2 separate regions of the Homo sapiens genome follow, and region 1 is linked to region 2. The links are chromatin loops, found by intact Hi-C in ENCODE. Cell type or tissue: Caco-2. All regions are shown on one strand.

Region 1 (8,000 bases), 530 kb before region 2:
GTAATCCACATGTTGATTTGTAGAAGATAGAATGAAGATGACTGAGTGATAAGAGATGGGCAAAAATCTCTTGTGAATAATACTAAAAATAGTTGGCAGCTTAAACCAGGACTTTCAATGATGAATTAAATAAACGGAGTGGTCATAGCAAAGATGCATGTGTGTTTTGAGTGCGAAATGGACCCCAACTGCTATGTAAAACCAAATTCTATCATTGCCTCCAGGTTGTAAGTCCAATGTATTTGAAAGCATGGACGAGCCTTCAGAGTGTTTGAACACCTTCATGAAAACCTTTCTGTGAGACACAACATCATCATGGGAGGGAGTTAAGTGGTGGCTAAGAGCCTGGGCTCTGCAACCAGACTGCTTGCACTTCAATCCTGGTCTGACATTTACTGGCTGGATGACTTTGGGCGAACTTTATTTTATAATAAAAGTCAGGTCATGGCTCTTGCTGCTCAAATCTCCATCCTGGCTCCCCAAGTCTTCAGCATGGTCTATATGGTTGTGTTCTGGCTCCACCTAGGACCTCCTTTCAGGTCACTCTCCCTCTTGCTTTCCGTGCTTCAGTCTCAGGGATCTTCCACTTCCAGCTGGGCACATTTCAGGGCTTATGCCCTTGCTGGCCCTTCACTTAGAATGCTCTTGCCCACATATTCTCATGGCCTGCTCTCTTGCTTCCTTAAGACCTCTGCTCAACTTTTACCTCCTCAACAATGTTTGGTCAGAATATCTTTCTAAAATAGCATCTCTCTGACACTCTCTACTTCCCACCCATCTTTACATAACACTTATTATCCCTGAGCTTGTATTATAAATGTAGATCTTTCTTGTCTGGGCTGCACCCCACCCATCCCGACCCCAAATATCAGCACCATGAAGTTATAGACATTGTTTTGTCCACTGTGGGAGTCCAAGGCCTTGAATAATGCCTAGCACACACTAGGTGCTCAGTAAATATTTGCTGAATGCAAGAATGGATACCTGACTTAAATTGTGTCTATCAGAGCTTCTTTCTCATTGATTTAAAATTGGGCCCCAAGAGACTAAGTCATCAGCACGTGCTATAACTGTAAAGTCCAATAGTTTCAAAAGCTGAGGCTCCAATGTTGGGAAAGCAATTACTGGTCAACCTTTAAACAAAGGAATAAGGTCAGGAAGAGATAGGGATAGAAAAGGAGATTTGGGGATGGCCCCATTTTCAGTATTCTTAATTCTTCTGATTCCCTTTGCTTAAGAGGCTTGAGTGGCTTTCTGTTTCTTGCAATCAAAGAATCCCTGACTAATACAGAGGTGAAGTGAATTGATCCTCCATAAGTTTTTGAGGTCCTAGAGGGCAGAGAAAATGCTGGTGTATCTTTTTATATTTCTGTCTCTAGAGTCTATCACATACATATTTCAAGTACATATTTGATGAATAATTAACAAAAAAGTTTTAATGTAGATGCAACGACCCCTATCTTACCCTCCTGAGGCAGCGTTTCTCTTTTGTCTTCTTTTATATGTGTTCCCATTATCCAGGTACTCTCAGTCCCTCACTGAACATTCTCCTCAGCATCCTCACAAGGGACTCAAAAACAGGTTATTCCATAACAAAGCTTCTCCACACTAGGCACATACCAAGTTCTGATGAAGAGGAAATGAAGTTTCAGGGTGTCCCAGGTCAAAATATGAATGTCCATTGCCCCAAAGGGAGAAGTTCTATTATCTTTAATACTGTGGTAGGTTTATGAATTTATATGTTCAAAGAGTTGACTGAATTATTTTGCAGTTATTTTTTAAATGGTCATACTGGTTTTAGTACCAACTGGTGAATTGAAAATTCTGCTCTTTGGTATCAAAAATAAATCATTTGACAGACAAAAATCAGGGCTTGAAACATTTAATTGCAGCAACAACCAACATTGTTCTTTTAGGTGATTTAATCCATACTTGAATCCCTGATTCCACCTCTTCATCGCATGTACACTAACTATAATCCCTTCCAAGACAGAATTTCATTTTGGTGGACTGTTGGCTTCATTAAGTGTCCTGAATGTAACCTGCCCCACTTCCCTTGAAGACCCCTTCTGCTGATAATCCCCTCTGTTTTATTTCATTTTATCACCCTATTGATTTAATAACGTTTCTACCAAAGATGAAATGTCTTTATCTTTGCGTTAATGCCTTTTCAATTCTTGTATGAGCTGCCATTTAAATCTCATTTATTACTTTTTGCATAAAATAACTATTCACAATGATTGTGAAATTAGTTATCCATACTTTGGGCTCTTATGCATTATTCCTTAATTTATCTCGCCTCCTCTCACCATCACCCCTTCTTCTGGGTTCACTGCAATTACTGACTAAGAAATCCTCATCTGAATTAAATAAAAAGGAGAAAATTGACATGGTCCCAGAGTCTTTTATACTCTAACAAATCATACTCACAATTTAGAATGCTATCTTATATTAGATTGATTTTCAGGGCCAGTTACCTACATTACCTGAAAACTAGGACAAGAACACACTAATTCAACCATTTGAAGACTGAATCTATTGTTTCCACTCGTTATCACTGTCAAGAACTGTTTGACCCAAGTTGGACTTAATTTGGTTGCAAAAGTGTCCAGACTTACAGTTTAAGGCAAAGGGGAAATTTCATCCAATTTCCAGGCAAAATGGACAAAAGCTCAAAGTAGTAATGTGCTGTGGATGAGACATGACTAATGGAAGGACATACAGCCACAGGAAATCCTAGGTTTGCTGTTCTCAAACCCAATCTTGTGACATCCTTCCAAACATATCCCCTCTCACCACCCGAGGAACCTGGGCATAGGTATAATTCCATTTCCTCTACTACTCTCCTGGTAGAAAAAGCCCAGGTTGAAATACTTTCTGCCTTTTTAGCCCAACAAACATGGAACATGAAGATGCTGTTCAGTTCTAGGCCAACATTCTTATGTTTAGAACTATCTTGTGCTCCATTGTGAATACGGGTGTGGACTGGACCTTCAGCATCTTATCTTTGTTCCATGCAGGCACTTTCAGTGATCCTTGGCAAGTTACCCATTCCTGCTGAATTCTGGGTGGTCAAGGGTCTGTAGAAGGTGTTTAGGATAGAACCCTTAAATGAAGTAAGATTCCTCATTTGGCTGGTGTGAGGTCTGATAGGAGGTTGAGGTGGTGTCTCCAATGTACCATTGTTTCATATTCTGTAGGACATCTGCAACATTATTAGCAAGGCATCCCATGAGCCTCTCAGCCAGGCCAATCAGCCCATCCATGGAATTTAAAAAATCAGGGCTGAGGAAAGAGGGCCAGACTCTTTCAGGTGGCAGGGGCTGTGAAAGGAGAGATTTGGACAGTATCAGTGGTCACGCCTCCTACCACAAATGAAAGGCTGGTTCACTGGGAGAAAAAACGATACTGACCCATAGAGACACCAGAGACAAGGAGGCAAAAAACCCAGGTACTGTTCAAATCCCTGGTTCCCATTGTTCCTGAAATCCAAAGGCACCTCTTCCACTTTCACAGTTTGATTATTCAACTATTTCTTTAATCAGATAAAACATGCCTATAAACCTTCCAATAAGCTCTTCCTTCCTGGCCTGGTCAGAGGTTGGGGTTCCACTCATTTGCCCCTAAAAGTCTTAATTGTACATATGTTCTTGGGAGTTCAAAAGCATATGTCAAATCAGTCCATCTTAACAGTATGTGGGACAAAGGAGTAGTTTGTAATTATTCCAGTTATAATTTTTTTTTCCAATCTGCCTACTGCAATTAAGAGAGGTATAGGCAGGAATCACAGGTTTTTTGGTTCTGTGTTAAAGGTTGGGGCACAATTTTCAGCAGGAAGTTGCTATATTAGCTCCCACACACACTGAACACTTGTTCATCAACACATTCTCCTGGCCTCCCTTTTACTGGCTGAATACAAATGGCCACTGGATGGAGGAAAATGGGCAGAGCCAAACCCAGGGAATCCCTGGCAACCTCTCCACCTTCTCTCCTTTTCTTCTCATGAGATTGCATTTTAAATATGACTTCTACCTTAAAATGTAAAACACACTTTCCCTAAATCCTTTAGAATATATGCCTCCTAATTTTATAAATTTAAGTCCCAGCGATAGTTGATGATGTTAAACCATTTCAGTTCTCCCTCCCCACATCTCTGGAACATTCCATAGGCCAGAATATTTCAGCTCTTGGCGTATCCATTTCTATTCCCTGTAACTTTCCAGTCTGTCTCGTGGGGCACCTAATGAAGACCCAGCTCTCACAAGTCTTTTGTTGAGTGAATCAACAATCCTGCAAGAGTGTTGAGATGTTGGGAGTGGATTAATCCTTCTCTTCCACTAGGTGGTGCTGATTGGCATGCCATCTGTCTTGGAGTGTTTTAAAAGCCTCAATCTGTCACCATCTGGTTGGCAGTAAGACCTGATGAAAGGCAGCAGGTCTATTTGCACAAGCCGGGAATTTCTGAGTCTCATCTTCAGCTTTTTTCTCTGTGCGGGCCTGAGCTAGCCCCTTCTTCATTTCCTTGTTTTTAAATAGGGCCTTTATGACCCTATAGACAGCCGTTTACCCAGCTGTCGAAGGATGTGAGATGTCCTTCTCTCTTGCTCTCTCTATCTCTCTTGATATGTCGCAGAGGCCCACTTTCCTGGGGTTTGGACTTTGGGGACACTGCTTAATAAGACTCAGATGGGAAAGGGGCTCTTTGGCTGAGAGAGGAAAGACATAGTCTTGGGCAACCAGTACTGGACATCCCACTATTGCCCTGAACTCTAGCCATTAGCATTTGATCCCATGGTATTGGTGACCCAGGGGCTTTACTTTTTGTCCTGCATCTGCATTTTAGATATGGCATTTACTTTCAAAATATGAGAAATACTTTCCTTGGAACCTTTAGAACACACAGAGGGACTTTTTGAAGAACTTACCTTTCGGCAGGACCATATCCAATACAGTAATCTTTCATTTATTAGGCATTATCAGAGAAAGAGGTGTTGCATATAAGCAAATTTTCCCGCAGGGCACAGTGGCTCACGCCTATAATCCCAGCACTTTTGGAGGCTGAGGCAGGTGGATCACCTGAGGTCGGGAGTTTGAGACCAGCCTGACCAATATGGAGAAACCCCATCTCTACTAAAAATAAAAAATTAGCCAGGCGTGATGGTGCATGCCTGTAATCCCAGCTACTCAGGAGGCTGAGGCAGGAGAATCGCTTGAACTCAGGAGGAGGAGGATGCAGTGAGCTGAGACTGCGCCATCGCACTCCAGCCTGAGCAACAAGAGCGAAACTCCATCTCAAAAAAAAAGTGACATTTTATTTCTTTTTATGCCAAATCTTTAAAAAGTTTTGCAGGATTAGAGTGGATAAAAATAGTACTGAAAAATATTGTGCATATTGTGCTTTCTTAAACATAATATGTTAAATTTAATTTAGCTTACATAATAAATTCTAATTATATATAGATATAGATATTTGTTGTTGTGGTTGTTGTTATTTTTGTTGTTCTAGGAACTGTTGATGTAATCTGGTATTCTTGCCCCCTAAAATTGCTAAATGCTTCTACCATCTTCCTTTCTTTCTAAGCACGCTCTACTCTTCTATTTTTCCAATTTATCATCAATGGCATATCTTACGCTGGATACCATATTGGCAGGCTGCATAATGTGTGTTAACATAGATGCTGAACTCCTCCACTGAAGTTGTGCATACTAATATCTTTGGACAAAGGAACCTGCTCCCTTCCTGCCTTCTGTATGGTCCTCCGCACTCCTGAAAACCCCAAAACCCAAGGACAGTTTCCTGGCCAATGGTCTAACAAGAGACCCTACTCTGGGCACAGTCACTCTCATAACACCTTCTTGCTATCCATACTCTATAACAGAAAACAAAAAGAGACACCAAGAAAATAACGTTAACATAATGAAATAAGGAGAGGAAATCTACAGAGGAAATCAGCCACAATGGCAAGCTGTTACCAAAAAATGAGAGACCAAAAAAGAGCAGACAGAATGGAAACCCAATTCAAACTGGCTTAAGCTCAAAAGTTCACGAAACAGAAAGACCTGCAAAATTGGCTACATGGGCTCAAACAGCCTTCAGGGCCTGAGAACTCTTCATCTCCTCTCTGATTTCCTCTGCCTTGGCTCCGCTCACAAACCTACGTTCCCCATCCAAGGCCTCCCCCAGATCCAGGATTATACCCTCCTAGCTTCCAGTCAAATGGGAAGAGAGCTTCTCTTTCCAACATCTCCTACGAAAAATGCAGAATTTCCTTTTATTAGCTAGGCTTTGGTCTCTTGTCTCCTGAAAGTCAATTATTGTGACTGAAAGGCAGCAATACATGGATTGGCCAGTTCTGATTGAAGTTACCTCCAGAGACAGAGGGATGAGTCAGATGACCAGAAACGCATAGACTTAGAATTTAGAGTTTGAGTACAGTCAGTTCCCTAAAGGATAAACCACTGTATTTTTACCAGAGTAAGTGTAGGTGGATGCTGGGGGAGGATAAACCCAACAGGTTTGTGCTAAAGAAGCTAATGGAGACCACTCCCAAGTGGACTTACATGGAGATCTCTGCCCCAACACTGAGTCACAACTGCGGCATTCAGGACACATGTCTCCACTACTCGCAGAAAGGGCTTTTGACTTGAACCATAGAAGACCACCTTATTTATTTATTTATTTATTTATTTATTTATTTATTTATTTGAGACTGGGTCTCACTCTGTTACCCAGGCTGGAGTGCCATGGTGCTCACTGGCTGGAGTGCCATGTGATCTTGGCTCACTGCAACCTCTGCCTCCCGGGTTCAAGAGATTCTCGTGCCTCAGCCTCCCAAGTAGCTGGGACAACAGTCACGCACCACAAAGCCCAGCTAATTTTTGTATTTTTAGTAGAGATGGGGTTTTTACCATGTAGGCCAGACTAGTCTTGAACTCCTGACTTTAAGTGATCTGCCTGCCTCAGCCTCCCAAAGTGCTGGGATTACAGGCGTGAGCCACCATGCCCAGCCTAGAAGACCACCTTTTTACAACTTCCAAAGTAATCATTCATCCATAAAATAATCACTAATAAATACGAAAACTACTATATATATATATAAAAAAAGAAGCTAACAGAGATGAGGGAGTCAAGAATAGATGCTAACTTATCAGCTCCTTTTGTGACTCAGAATACTTCTAACAACACAATCCTCTCCCTCCCATTGGGTGTCTTATCTACCACATGACCTTCATCATGAAGGTTCCCTTCTTACCCCATCTGCTCCCCAGCAAAATCAGGATGGGAGAGGTAGAAGGCAAGGCTGCTGTTGAACTCTCCATTAGCCAAACATCTCTGAATTCTCCAAGATCTTTTATCTTATTAGTCAGGCTCTCAATTACTTCAACTATTTTCTTTTATTTTCACAGGTCTGAAATAGGTCCAACATCATGGCTATTTTTCCAAGGACATAAATGTTACAAAAACGATCAAATATAGATCAATAGCTAGCCCTGTGTTGTCCTGATGGTTGACCATATGCTGTGGAATGAATGCATGTGTCCCTCCAAAATTCATATGTTGAAACTTAATCCCCAATATCTAATTCTCAATAAGATACTACTTGGAGGTAGAAAATTTGAAAGGTAATAGATCATGAACACAGAGCCCTCATGTATGGGATTAGTGCAATTATCAAAGAGACCCCAGACAGCTCTATTGCCCCTTCCACATGTGAAGACACAATAAGAAGACTGCTGTCTATGAACCAGGAAGACAGCCCTCATCAGACACCAAATCTGATGATGTCTTGATCTGGGACTTTCACCTTCCTGAATGATGGGAAATAAATGTTTGTTGTTTAAGCCACCCAGTCTGTAGTATTTTTGTTATAGCAGCCCGAATTAACTAAGACACACATCAAAAAGGACTACCTGTGTTGTAGATCCAGATCATCCTTCTTACCTACTTCTCCCACTGTTCAATTCTAAGTTTTGAAGCGTTCTCTAGAACCTTTCTTTCC
Region 2 (8,000 bases):
TACCATTAAATAGTACAGAAAAAAATACAGAGGGCCGGGCATGGTGGCTCATGCCTGTAATCCCAGCACTTTGGGAGGCCAAGGGAGACAGATGACTTGAGGCCAGGAGTTTGAGACCAGGCTGGCCAACATGGTGAAATCCGGCCTCTACTAAAAATACAAAAATGAGCCAGGCGTGGTGGTGGTGCGTGCCTGTAATCCCAGCTACTCGGGAGGCTGAGGTAGGAGAATTGCTTTAACCTGGGATGTGGAGGTTGCAGTGAGCTGAGATCATGCCACTGCACTCCAGCCTGGGCAACAGAGCAAGACTCTGTCTTAAAAAAAAGAAAAGAGAAAGAAAAAGAAAGAAAGAAGGAAAGAAAGAAAGAAAGAAAGAAAGAAAGAAAGAAAGAAAGAAAGAAAGAAAGAAAGAAAGAAAGAAAGAGAGGGAGGGAGGGAGGGAGGGAGGGGGGAGGGAGGGAGGGAGGAAGGAAGGAAAGAAAGAAAGATGAAAGAAAGAAAGAGAAGGAGCAAGAGACCAAAGAGTTCAGATGACAAAGTAAGTGGGGTAAATGCTAACAATAGGTCAATTCTGTTAAAAGGTATAGGAATGTTCCTTATAACTATCTTTACTTCTACAACTTTTTTGTAAGTTTGAAACTATTTCCAAATAAAAAGCTTAAAAAAAGAAATGCTTTGACATTGAGTAGTTCTAGGGACAAAGGAATAAAGGTAGATGATTTCATCCAATGCTTTATTATTATCTTTTAATTATAATTGAAAATTAATTATTTCACTTATTTGAATGTAAATCTTAAGATATTGAAAGTGCCACTTTAGATGTTGCACACTTCTGTTGGGTCATCAGTATTCTAGGCCAGGGTCATGGAGCTGGTAGATAGAGTCAACAGATCCTCTAGCCTACAACAAAAATTCCCTGGCCACATGCACATTGACCCCACCCACATTTATCAGTGTCAAATCCCACATTACAGCCCCCTCCTCACAACAGATCCTCCCACTGAATATATTTTTAGAATTCTCTCCAAGCCCAAATGTGAATAATAAAGGAAAACAGATTACAATTTGGATCCCAGAGCCTGACAACTTAAGCCTATTGCAGAGTCTTCTTGGACTCTGTCTTTTGTGCCCACTCTAATTTCCATAATACAAATTCAATTCACATTTTTCAATAAAGCTGCTCCCCTTTAAAAAATGTGCATTCTTAATCTTTGCAATCTGTACATCTAACAAAGGACTAATATCCAAATCTACAAGGAACTCAAACAAATCAGGAAGAAAAAAACAATCCCATCAAAAAGTGGGCTAAGGACATGAATAGACAATTCTCAAAAGAATTTATACAAATGGTCAGCAAACATATGAAAAGATGGTCAACATCACTAATGATAAGAGAAATGCAAATCAAAACCGTAATGCAACACCACCTTACTCCTACAAGAATGGCCTTAATAAAAAAAAAAAATAGTAGATGTTGGCATGGATGTGGTGAAAAGGAAGCACTTTTACACTGCTGGTGGGAAGGTAAACTAGTAAAACCACTATGGAAAACAGTGTGGAGATTCCTTAAAGAACTAAAAGTAGAATTACCATTTGATCCAGCAAGCCCACTACTGGATATCTACCAAAAGGAAAATAAGTAATTACACAAAAAAGATACTTACACACGCATGTTTATAGCAGCACAATTCGCAATTGCAAAAATATGGAACCAGCCCAAATGTCCATCAGTCAACAAGTGGATAAAGAAAATATGGTGTATATATATATACCATGGAATACTACTCAGCTATAAAAAGGAACAAAATAATGCCATTCAAAGCAATCTGGATGGAATTGGAGACCATTATTCTAAGTGAAGTAACTCAGGAATGGAAAACCAAACATCGTATGTTCTCACTCATAAATAGGAGCTAAGTTCTGAGGACACAAAGAATGATACAATGGACTTTGGGGACTTGGGGGAAAGGGTGGGAGTGGGGTGAGGTATAAAACACTACACATTGGGCTGGGTGTGGTGGCTCACACCTGTAATCCCAGCACTTTGAAAGACCGAGGCGGGTAGATTACCTGAGGTCGGGAGTTCGAGACCAGCCTGATCCACATGGAGAAACCCTGTCTCTACTAAAAATACAAAATTAGCCGGGTGTGGTGGTGCATGCCTGTAATCCCATCCACTCAGGAGGCTGAAGTAGGAGAATCGCTTGAACCCGGGAGGCAGAGGTTGCAGTGAGCAGAGATCGGGCCATTGCACTCCAGCTTGGGCAACAAGAGCGAAACTCCATCTCAAAAAACAAACAAAAAAAAAGAATACACACTGGGTACAGTGTACACTGCTCAGGTGATAGTTGCACCAAAATCTCAGAAATCTCCACTAAAGAACTTATTCATGTAACCAAACACCACCTGTTCCCAAAAAACCTATTGAAATATATATATATTTTTTTAAATAATAGGCTGGGCACAGTGGCTCATGCCTGTAATCCTAGCTCTTTGGGAGGCCGAGGCGGGTGGATCACGAGGTCAAGGGTTTGAGACCACCCTGGCAAACATGGTGAAACCTTGTCTCTACTACAAATACAAAAAATTAGCCGGGCGTGGTGGCGGGCGCCGGTCATCCCAGCTACTCGGGAGGCTGAGGCAGGAGAATTGTTTGAACCCAGGGGCGGAGGTTGCAGTGAGCGGAGATCGCGCCATTGCACTCCAGCCTGGGCAACAAGAGCGAAACTCTGTGTCAAAATACTAACAACTAATGATAATAATAATAATACAGAACAATGGGGGAAAAATGTGCTTTCTTTAGCCCCAGTGGCATTTTTAAAAACAATTTAACCTAAACCATTTGTATTAGGAGAAAGTTTTCTGAGTAGTCAACATTGCAGAAATAGAAAATCAGTATTTTACCTAAAATGAATGTGAAAAGTTTATTAAATACTTAGAAGTACTTATTACCCAAAATACTTCATTCTAATTTATCAAAATGCTCTATAGAAGTGATTGCAGAACTTGTTCTTACAAACTGAACCCACACTCGGCCAGCTGGCAGAAGTACTCGAAAATATCCACGAATGCTGGTCACTGAAGACACCTAGAGGACGTATTTAGAAACTACACAAAAACAGGACAGCAAATGTTCAACAGCTCCTATTACTGTCGTTGTGTTTAAAGAGCATTTGCTCAGGACACCCTGTGGGAGGAGGGGAGCGGAGTGGGGAATCAGGCCTTTAGTGCCAAAAACTGGAAAATCAGATTCTTGGCACATGCCAGAGTAATTTTCACAATGTGCTACATTAGTTCCATAAGAGCATGTTCTGTGATAGTCCTGTTGCTATAGATAAGAATGTGTGTCTCACTGGCTAAAAAAGAACATCATTGAAAACCTATATTGTGATTGACAGTGGTCAAAGATGCCAGGAAAATCTTTGCTCTGTCCTAGTTCCTTATTTGCTTTCCTGTTGCTCAGTCCTATTTGCACCCATGATTGTGGAAATTTTAAAAAGTTATTTCTAGGTCATTAAAAACTCTCCTTTGACTTTCCAAAAGCCCCAGTTATGGTCTACCCTTTGGTAGAAAGGAGAGATGACTCATCTTGTCCCCTTTGGCCCATGAACCTCCCAGTCTTCTTTCCAATTAATAGCAGGCTGGTGCGAAAGAGTGTTTTGTTCCTGCTTTAGGAACCTAAATTTTACAATCTGGGTGAACAGAAATATGCAATGACAGCAAATGTAACAATCATTTAAAACACAGCTACAACTCTCACAAGAATGACTATTTTTAACACTAAATTCCATGGCCCAGAAAGAAGTTTAAATATTTTAAGCAATATTTATTACAACAAGAATGCAAGCTGTGTCTAGCCATCCTTGATAATGGAATTTAACCAGGGCCCTCCTGTGGAGTATCATACTACTTTATGAGAAAATTCCCTTTTCCTATGTTACAGAGGGATCAGACCATGTATGTATAAAGAGTATTACTTCAGGAACATCTGCTTTATTGACCAATTATTGATTTAAAATATTTGAGCTTTCTTTATAAGAACTATTTGAAAACTTTAGCTTAAAAGTTTTCATCTCTTTTGTCGGGGTAGGGATCAGAGAACAGAAAGAAGTTGCTTCCCAGTGTCTGGAAGTACTTACCAATGACAAACTCGAATCTGAGGTTACATTTTTATGTCCAGACAGGGTGTGGCTGGACATGGAACAGGGGAAAATGTGCATTTGGCAATTTTCAACTTCTTTTTCAAGGAGGAAAACAATGTATAAGACTGGTTAGTTTCTGGCTGGGTGCAGTGGCTCACGTCTGTAATTCCAGCACTTTGGGAGGCCAAGGTGGGAGGATCACTTGAAGCTAGGAGTTCGGGACCAGCCTAGGCAACATAGTGTGACCCCACCTCTGCAAAAATAAATTTACTGGGCGTGGTGGTGTGCGCCTGTAGTTCTAGCTACTCGAGAGGCTGAAGTGGGAGGATTGCTTGGGTTTGGGAGGTTGAGCCTGCAGTGAGCCATGATTGTGCCATTGCACTCCAGTCTAGGCAACAGAAAGAGACCTTCTCTCCAAAAAATAAAATAGTTTCACCAAGGTTAAAAGGAACATTTGCTAATATACATGGGGATGGCATTATTGCTCAATCTTTATTGAACACCTACATGAAATGGGCAGTATTAAATGATATGAATAATTATGATTTCCATACATAACATGTTTCAGTCTGGGGCTTGAGTAGCAAAATTCATTTAAATCCATGTAAAAATAAGCACAATGGAATCTTTTTAGATGGTTAATTAAGTTCATATGATGTTAAAAGATTTTGAATTAAACTGAAAGCAAGTCACTATTACTGTGATATTTAGTAAGAAAGCAGAAATCCAGGAGACTCATAAAAAGTGGAAAAAACAAAGGCCTAATTCAAAAGATATAAGCTGGGGTAATTTTTTTTCTCTCTTAAGAAGTAGGGCTGGGCGCAGTGGCTCACGCCTGTAATCCCAGCACTTTGGGAGGCCAAGGTGGGTGGATCGCCTGAGGTCAGGAGTTCAAGACCAGCCTCACCAACATGGTGAAACCCCATCTTTACTAAAAATACAAAATTAGCCAGGCATGGTGGCGAATGCCTGTAATCCCAGCTACTCCAGAGCCTGAGGCAGAAGAATCGCTTGAACCCAGGACAGGGAAGTTGCAGTGAGCTGAGTTCACACCACTGCACTGCAGCCTGGGTGACAGAGCAAGACTCTGTCTCAAAGAAAAAAAAGAAGTATCCCGCACATCTAGGGCATCTAAGATAACAAATGCTGTTTTTTTTATTTTTAGTAGTCCAAGGGATTTTCTCTATTTTAATTGTTTTAATTTTTAAATACATAATAGACCCACATGAGTTCAAATTTTTGGAAGAAGAAGATACGGCTATAAAAAGTTTTCCTCCCACTTCTGTCCCTTAGCAACCAGTTTCCTGACTCAGAAACAACCAGTCTTATTAGTTTTTTTAATGTATTCTTTATTTTATACATAAACAAACAACACACACACACACCTTCTTTCTCTTGCTTTTTGTGCCCTTGTGAGCATTCTAAACGTTGTATTCTGTGCCTTGCTTTTTCCACTTAATATCTGTGCAAGCATATAGTACATATACCTCTCTCACTCTTTAATTCTTTTCTTTATCTTCTTTTAGAAATGGTGTCTCACTCTGTTGCCCTGACTGGATTCAAACTCCTAGGCTTAAGTGATCCTCCCACTTCAGCCTCCCAGGTGAATGGGATTACAGATGCCTGTCCCAGCTCTCATTATTTTTGTATATCCACACAGTATTCCATTATATGGATGTACCATACTTTATTTAATGAACCCCTTATTAGTGGGCATTCAAAAGTTGTTTTCAAATCTTGTTTCTAATCCTGATTATTACAAGATTGGCATAGTAAATAACTTTGTACATTATCTGTATCTATAAATTCCTTGAAGTGGAATCCTGAGTCAAAGAACATGTGCATTTGTAATTTTGCTAGATACTGCCAAATTTTCTCCAAAGAGTTGTGCCTTTTACACTGCACCAGCATTGTACAGAGGTGTCTGTTTCCTCATTCTCCCCAGCACATAGACTTTAAAAAAATATTTACTGGCCAGGCATGGTGGCTCATGCCTGTAATCCCAGCACTTTGGGAGGCCAAGGTGGGCAGATCACAAAGTCAAGAGATAGAGACCATCCTGGCCAACATGGTGAAACCTGTCTCTACTAAAAATACAAAAATTAGCCAGGTGTGGTGGCGGGCACCTGTAATCCCAGCTACCCGGGAGGCTGAGGCAGGAGAATCGCTTGAACCCAGGAGGTGGTAGTTGCAGTGAGCAGAGATCACACCACTGCACTCCAGCCTGGCGACAGAGCAAGACTCCGTCTCAAAAAAATAAGTTAAAAATATATTTACCACCTTCTTCCCTGAGCCTGAATATTCTAGTTTTCTAGGCTTTCTCTATTCTGGGTCTCGTCTGCATAAATCCCACAACATTTTAACATCAACTCTCTGTTGCCATTTGCCGCTGTTTCCAGCCCTCCCCTTAACCACGTAGACCTTGCCTCCACCCCAGTTACCCTGCCTTGGGTCATATTATTTCCTCCGCTGGAATATCTTTTCCTGTCAATACCATCCCTCCAGCCTGCCCAGCTTTCAAAATTCTCCCTTCACCTCCATGAAACTTTTGTCAATTATCTGGCTCTTATTGATCTCTTCTAAGAACTTCCCAACAACAATTTATTGTGCCATAAAAGGGTTACAGGCAAATGGAGCTACTGATCCCCCTCAGATCTCAGGATAGGCAGGCACGGTCTGCGTGAGAGCCCCTTGATTGGTGTTTCTGGCCAGGTCTGCTTTATCAGTTTACCCCAGAGTCCATACAATATCATCATTTTCTTTCTTTTTTATTTTTTATTTTTTTTTCTGAGACAGAGTTTCACTCTGTCGCCCAGGCTGGAATGCAGTGGCGCGATCTCTATTCACCGCAACCTCCACCTCCCTGGTTCATGCGATTCTCCTGCCTCAGCTTCCCGAGTAGCTGGGACTACAGGCGCGTGCCACCACGCCCAGCTGATTTTTGTATTTTTAGTAGAGACGGGGTTTCACCATGTTGGCCAGGATGGTCTCGATCTTCTGACCTCGTGATCCGCCCACCTCGGCCTCCCAAAGTGCTGGGATTACAGGCATGAGCCACTGCGCCTGGCAATATCATCATTTTCTATGCAAGCCATGACATGAAAAATGAAGATGAGCTTACCAAGAGCACTATGCTGGCACAAAGTCGATGCACAGTAAATACTGTCCGATTGATTGACATGATTTCCTTTAGGTTCTTTGTTGTCTTCCATAATCATTTCTGTTTTTAGCCATAATAGCCACTAGTAAATACTATCATTGTTTTTTTTCCTTTTTCCATTATTTAAAAATAAAACCTACACTCTACTTCACCTCGATCATTTCCTACTTCCTGAACATTCCTGAAACTTTGTAACCAGCATCTCCACCTTCAGCTGTCCTCTGGAATGATCAGGAAGATTCACCAGCACCTCCATGGAGCACTGAGGGAGAGGCGAGTCTCTCACAGAATCAATTCACGTGGCTTTGATAGAAATGGGATACTCCACTGAGGGATGCTTAAGCAACCAGAGGTAGAGCCCTTGTCACAGGCTTCACCTGTGTCTCCGCCTTTGGCAGGGCTGGTGTCAGCAGTGCTGGCAGTCACACCATGGTTGGCAGGGACACTGCACATCATAGCCCCTGATAACTGCGTTCAGCTATTATGATGGTGACCATACGAGGCAGGCAGCACCACTTTTTGTAAATATCTCAAAAGCAAGGCTAAATAAGAAAAGGATACCTCAACAGCTAACCTTTATATGCAGTTTCTTTTTTTTTTTTTTTTGAATGGCCTGCCACAGCTGCCCAGCTGCAGTGGCACCTATGGGGTTTCTATATGTGAGAGATCACACTTTACATATGTTAATTCATTTTAAA

The links. A loop is a pair of places that touch in the nucleus more often than their neighbours do. Peaks named below come from ENCODE experiments on the same cell type or tissue, not always from the same donor. Only the 100,000 strongest peaks of a DNase experiment are listed, where the experiment ranks them.
Region 1: a loop joins it to region 2, with 13 times the contacts of the local background. A loop is called at or near these places in 9 of 110 quality-filtered maps.

What each region holds. Positions count from the first base shown.
Region 1 is chr10:62,550,477-62,558,476 of GRCh38, forward strand. No RefSeq gene overlaps it. Among named protein-coding and RNA genes, the nearest start is that of ZNF365, 180 kb to the left of the region's middle. In Caco-2, a CTCF peak has its summit at 4,375 (motif pointing right); a DNase peak (open chromatin) is centred at 4,375; H3K27me3 peaks cover 139 bases.
Region 2 is chr10:63,080,999-63,088,998 of GRCh38, forward strand. No RefSeq gene overlaps it. Among named protein-coding and RNA genes, the nearest start is that of NRBF2, 48 kb to the right of the region's middle. In Caco-2, CTCF peaks have their summits at 3,105 and 3,329; a DNase peak (open chromatin) is centred at 3,063.